Regions from separate parts of the Homo sapiens genome. Here region 2 is linked to region 1. A link is a loop called in an ENCODE intact Hi-C map of the cell type or tissue named here. Cell type or tissue: OCI-LY7. All regions are shown on one strand. Links, peaks and the distances in the headings refer to the core of each region. The heading gives the core; the rest is flanking DNA. Region 1 has its middle 18 kb from the start of DAPK1. Region 2 overlaps DAPK1 (death associated protein kinase 1).

The links. A loop is a pair of places that touch in the nucleus more often than their neighbours do. Peaks named below come from ENCODE experiments on the same cell type or tissue, not always from the same donor. Only the 100,000 strongest peaks of a DNase experiment are listed, where the experiment ranks them.
Region 2: a loop joins it to region 1, with 2.6 times the contacts of the local background. A loop is called at or near these places in 4 of 110 quality-filtered maps.

Annotation. Positions count from the first base shown.
Region 1 is chr9:87,478,154-87,481,074 of GRCh38, reverse strand. No RefSeq gene overlaps it. Among named protein-coding and RNA genes, the nearest start is that of DAPK1, 18 kb to the left of the region's middle. In OCI-LY7, for the core only: no CTCF peak of the experiment used is centred there; a DNase peak (open chromatin) is centred at 1,114; H3K4me3 peaks cover 319 bases; H3K27ac peaks cover 906 bases.
Region 2 is chr9:87,548,300-87,551,220 of GRCh38, reverse strand. The region is part of intron 2 of DAPK1 (death associated protein kinase 1); the gene reads right to left. Among named protein-coding and RNA genes, the nearest start is that of DAPK1-IT1, 3.7 kb to the left of the region's middle. In OCI-LY7, for the core only: no CTCF peak of the experiment used is centred there; DNase peaks (open chromatin) are centred at 440 and 1,230; H3K4me3 peaks cover 903 bases; H3K27ac peaks cover 1,768 bases.

The DNA of each region.
Region 1 (2,921 bases), core at 105-2,604:
AAATAGAGGATGAGGCTGGGTGTGGTGGCTCACGCCTGTAATCCTAGCACTTTGGTAGGCTGATGTGGGCGGATCACGAGGTCAGGAGATCAAGACCATCCTGGCTAAGACGGTGAAACCCCGTCTCCACTAAAAATACAAAAAAATTAGCCGGGCGTGGTGGTGGGTGCCTGTAGTCCCAGCTACTTGGGAGGCTGAGGCAGGAAAATGGCCTGAACCCGGGAGGCGGAGCTTGCAGTGAGCCGAGATCGCGCCACTGCACTCCAACCTGGGCGACAAAGCAAGACTCCATCTCAAAAAAAAAAAAAAAAAAAAAAAAAGAGCATGATGCATTTTTTTTATAAGCTTTCATCGTCTTATTTAACACAGGATGTGTTTATCCTGGAGCAAGGCCATTAATTAAGTACCTGAAAATAGACAGCAAGATGCCGCTTTGCAAGGACATTATTCAATGGTTATAAACACGCAAATACCCTAATAAAGCATTTGTTAATTGGCACTGAAGGGTTATGCTTTGCCTATTATAAATAGGATGTGACCTCAAAGAGGTCATGTGAGGATCTAGCAATGGAAGTTTTCAATTGGTCCCTTTGCCTTTATGTATATAATTTCCCATTGTCCTGCCTTCCCCTGGAGGTGTCCAAACCAGTATTTACAGGGATGGGGATGTGATCCACCACTTAATTTTAATGGACAAACATATATGAGTTACATTTATGCTTTGGTCCCACGATAAGAAGATATGATTACCTAGGCGGACATTAAGTTTCTTTTCTAACATCACCTCTTGCAGTCTCATGTTTTATTAACAGTTATGACTGCTGAGGTCTTAACTTTCCCTGTTTCATGTTTTCTTCAACAAGACTCCTGTTTAATCCGGCAGGCAGAACATGAGGGGAGACTTCCTTGGAGCTGTCTCCAAAGGTTGTCCCGAGTGACAGAATGCTGTATTTGGTTTGGTTAAAAATTAAATGCCATGTCATTGTCAAAGTGGCAACATGACCTCACCACCTTCACAATGTGGGTGAATCTCTAAAAACTGGTGGTCCCTTAACATTGGTGAACAAGAGAAGTGAAAGGGGAAGTGAAGAAAGTACTACTGGAGTCGTCTTCCTGGGCTAAGAATGGTCACGTGGCCAAGGAAACTTGCAGTGGCCCAGCCACCACAGAAACCACACACTCCTGGGTGCTCTCCTGCCTGGTGTTACTCATGGCTCCAGAGTCCTGGGGGAGAGGGGAGAGAGAGAGATGCACTCTGATATCAGCTATGCTGTAAGAATCTCAGCCCGGAGCGGTGGCTCATGCCTATAATCCCAGGACTTTAGGAGGCCGAGGTGGGTGGATTACTTGAGGTCAGGAGTTTGAGACCAGCCTGGCCAATAGGGTGAAACCCCGTCTCCACTAAAAATACAAAACCGGCTGGGCGCAGTGGCTCACGCCTGTAATCCCAGCACTTTGGGAGGCCGAAGCGGGTGGATCATGAGGTCAGGAGATCGAGACCATCCTGGCTAACACGGTGAAACCCCGTCTCTACTAAAAATACAAAAAATTAGCCAGGCGTGGTGGCGGGCACCTGTAGTCCCAGCTACTCGGGAGGCTGAGGCAGGAGAATGGCGTGAACCCGGGAGGCAGAGCTTGCAGTGAGCCGAGATCCTGCCACTGCATGCCAGCCTGGGCAACAGAGCGAGACTCTATCTCAAAAAAAAAAAAAAAAAAATACAAAACCTAGCTGAGCATGGTGGTACACCCCTGTAATCCCAGCTACTCGGGAGGCTGAGGCAGGAGAATCACTTGAACCCAGGAGGCGGAGGTTGCAGTGAGCCAAGATCATGCCACTGCACTCCAGCCTGGGCAAAAAGCGAGACTCCATCTCAAAAAAATTAAAAAAGAAAAAAGAATCTATCATATTCATCTACAGATAACATTTTTATATATAAACATTCTAGGGGCAGAACTAACAAAATAGAATCATATCTATGCAAAGGCTTTTGTAAAATGTAAGGTATCCCGCATTTGCAAACTGCAGCTAATTACTTACCTTTACTCCTGCCGTCTCCTGTCTTCTCCATCTCCTTAAAGCTGGTAAAACTAGGATACTCCCCCTTCACCTCCTCTCTCACACCCCCACTCCAGCACCAGGCTGGGCTGCACTCCCTGAACTGTGAGTCTGTGACCCGGGCGGTCCTGCTGGGCTTCCAGGGGCTTCCCTGAGCTTCCTGGTTATCAAACTGACCTAGGAGAGGGTGCAGCAGAGCACGGGCCACACGCGACCCCTCTAGCACCCAAAGCCCCCAGGTTGGCTCCTGCTCTGTGTGGGCTGGCCCTTTGACAGCCTCGCCTTCAGTCTTATTTGCATTCTGTTGTGAAGCAAAGATTCATCTTCCAGGCCCTGTTCTCCCCATTGCCCCTGAAATGGGGGTCTTGCCCTGAGCCCTATCTTGGGATGGCAGCTCTGATACTCTTGCCTAGTTTTTCAAAGCCCTGCTCCCAGGAGAGGGAGATGTTTATTTTCCTGGGATGGTGCTGTGGTGTGGCCCCTAACCCAGGTCCCCTTCAGGGATTGCAGGCTTCACTTCCTCAGCTAGCTGTGGGAAGTGCTCTTGGGACAACACCCTTAGCTGTCAGCCCACTGTGGGACTTGCCCCAGCTGAAGAGAGCCTTCTGGCCCAAGGCCAGGTCCCCTAGCTGGAGCAGGCTGCATCCACTGGAGGTGGTCTCCTGAATTTGACACAACTCTGAATGGGTTATCGCAGCTCTAAAGCTCCTGGAGGGGTTGTCTGTAGCCTTCATCATGGCTGCTCCACTTTGCCCTCTGCCAATCCTATCTCCTGTCCTTCCCTTCCTCAAGTATTAATCCCAAGGGCACTCACTAATTAACCTCTTGCACACCAGTCTCCCCCAGACCTTGACCTCCAGATCTT
Region 2 (2,921 bases), core at 230-2,729, 70 kb before region 1:
AGCCGAGATCGCACCACTGCACTCCAGCCTGGGCGACAGAGCGAGACTCCGCCTCAAAAAAAAAAAAAATTCAAATTAATAGATGTGATGATGTTGCCCAGTTTTAAGAAGCAGGATCTGTGGTTTGTAGCTACTGTCTCCACCAGACTGAAGCAGCACTGGGGAAGAGCCATCCCGGCTGCTGGCCAAGGTGGGGGGACCCAACAGCTTGGCCTTCTGCCTTCAGAGGACCATCCTTCCACATGTGTCCCCAGGTTAGCCCCCTCCCCGGGGTCAGGGTATGTATCCAAGAAAAATAAAAGCACACGTCCACAGAAACACTTGTGCAAAAATGTTCCTAGCAGCTTTATTCACGACAGCCAAAAACGGCACCCATCAACAAGCATGGCTTGGTACAGCTTGGCTTAGCTGTAGTCCATTTCTAGAATGGAGCACTACTCGGCAGTAACAGCAAACCACTGGTACATAAAACAACCCAGGTGCTGCTGTCATGGGTTGAATTATGACCCCCTCAAATTTGTATACTGATGTCCTAACCCCCAGTACCTTATTTGTAAGGTAGCTTTATTTGGAAATATGGTCATTGTAGATGTCATTAGTTAAGAAGGGTTCATCCTGCAGTAGGTTGCACTCCCAATTCAATATGATGGGTGTCCTTAGGAGGACCATAGGTCCTTAGGGGGAAATTTGGACATAGAAAAGCAGAATGCCATGTGCAGACTGGAATTATGCTGCCACAAGGCAAAGAACTTCCAGGAGCTAGCAGAGAAGCCTGGAACACATTCTAAATGACACCTTGATCTTGGACTTCCAGCTTCCCAAACTGTGAGGCAATAAATTTCTCTTGTTTGAACTACACAGTCTGTGGTATTTTGTTATAACAGCCCTAGCACACTAATGTGGCTGGCAACAGAAGTCTTGCACAAAATAATAAACACATTCTAGGATCTCATCCACATGAAGTTCTTGAACAGGTTAAACGAACCTATGGTGAAAAAATCAGAACACTGGTTTCCTTTGGAGGGATGGGGGTGGGAATGATTGAGAAGGGGCAAGAGAGAACTCTCTAGGGTGACGGTTAATGTTTTGTGATTATCCTGACAGGGGTTCATGTTACCCAGGGAATGCAATTGTCAAACCTCATCAAAGGACGTGCTTAGGACTTCTGCATTTCACTACATATAAACTTTACCCGACACAGAAAAAACCAGCAACAAGCACCGAGCTCTAGGAAATGACACGCATGACGAAGCCTTAAAAGGATGAGGTATACAGACACCTGCAACTTACTTTGAAATGCATAAAGTAATGAAGATGGCGTGACAGAGGGAAAGATAAAAAAAATGTTCATTGTGGATCTGGGTAACAGACAGATGGGTATTCATGATACTTTTTTCCCCCACTTTTCCATATATTTGAAATTTTTCATAACAAAATGTGGAAAAACATTAACACTGATCATGGTTTCTTTTGGTGCTCTGCTACGAGTTGTACAAGTGCATTGCTGAGGCTCTAGAAGGCACGTCATAAAAGCAATGTAAAAGGAGGGGCGAGGGGACATTATTTTGTGCTGAGATGTGTACTCTTTGTGATGAGAAGTGTTCTTCATTCTACATTCTTTGTAAAACTAATTTAAATTGTGTGAAATGCCTAATTAAAACAGAATAAGGTTTGGGTGATACTAAGAATTTTTTCGTCATTTCAGAGATAGTGAGGATAACCCATACCAACAAACTACATTAGAATGAAATCCCCAGCAATCTCATTACTATATAACCCCCCCATACAAATTGTTCTATTATAAAGATACACGTATGGGTATGTTCACTGCAGCACTATTCACAATAGCAAAGACATGGAATCAACCCAAATGCCCATCAATGATAGATTGGATAAAGAAAATGTGGTACATATACAACATGGAATACTATGCAGCCATAAAAAGGAATGAGATCATGTCCTCTGCAGGGACATGGATGGAGCTAGAGGCCATTATCCTCAGCAAACTAACACAGGAACAGAAAACCAAACACTGCATGTTCTCACTTGTAAGTGGGAGCTGAGTGATGAGAACACACGGACACAGGGAGGGAAACAACACACACTGAAGCCTGTGGGGGATGCAGGGAGGGAGAGCATCAGGAAGAATAGCTAATGGGTACTGGGTTAATATCTAGGTGATTGGATGATCTGTGCAGCAAACCACCATGGCACACATTTACCTATGTAACAAACCTGTACATCCTGCAAATGTACCCCTGAACTTAAAAGTTAAAAGCCAAAAAAAAAAAAAAAAAAAAAAAAAAAGGAATGAAATCCACTCAGTGGGTGGTGAATTACCAAAAGGATGCATTCTTTACAACCTACTGTGGAGGGTGGATTTTGTCCATAGCCCCACAAAACAGAACCAGATCTTCAAACATACACAGGAAGACTCGGCTGAGAACCTCAGGTACAGTGCAGCGCAAATCTTCAGTGCACGCTCACCAGGAGCAACATCAGTACTGTGTTCCCAAGACAGCAGCCAAATCCATGCAACACTGGTTCAGAAATGGTTATCCCAAAGAAAAGATACAAAATAATAACAGTGCCATGCTTTCCTCTTTGAGTGAGGGAAGAAACTCTGAACACAAAATTTAGTTGTTGTTGGGGAATCCAGTGTTTCAGCATTAGCTCAAAGAAAAGAGTATCAATCAATTCCACTTTTCAGTAACCAAATGTTTTCTATTGACTACCTTACCAAACTTATATGTTGCAAGAGAACAGACCCAGGAACAGGAGAAATGTAGTCCACAAAGTGGTGAAAAAGAGAGAGAGAAAATATAGGAGAGAATCATCATTCCCATTTTACAGATGGTGATACTGAGGTTCAGTGTTCCACGTCACATAGCTATTTAGGGGGAAAACCAGGGGTCTAACGC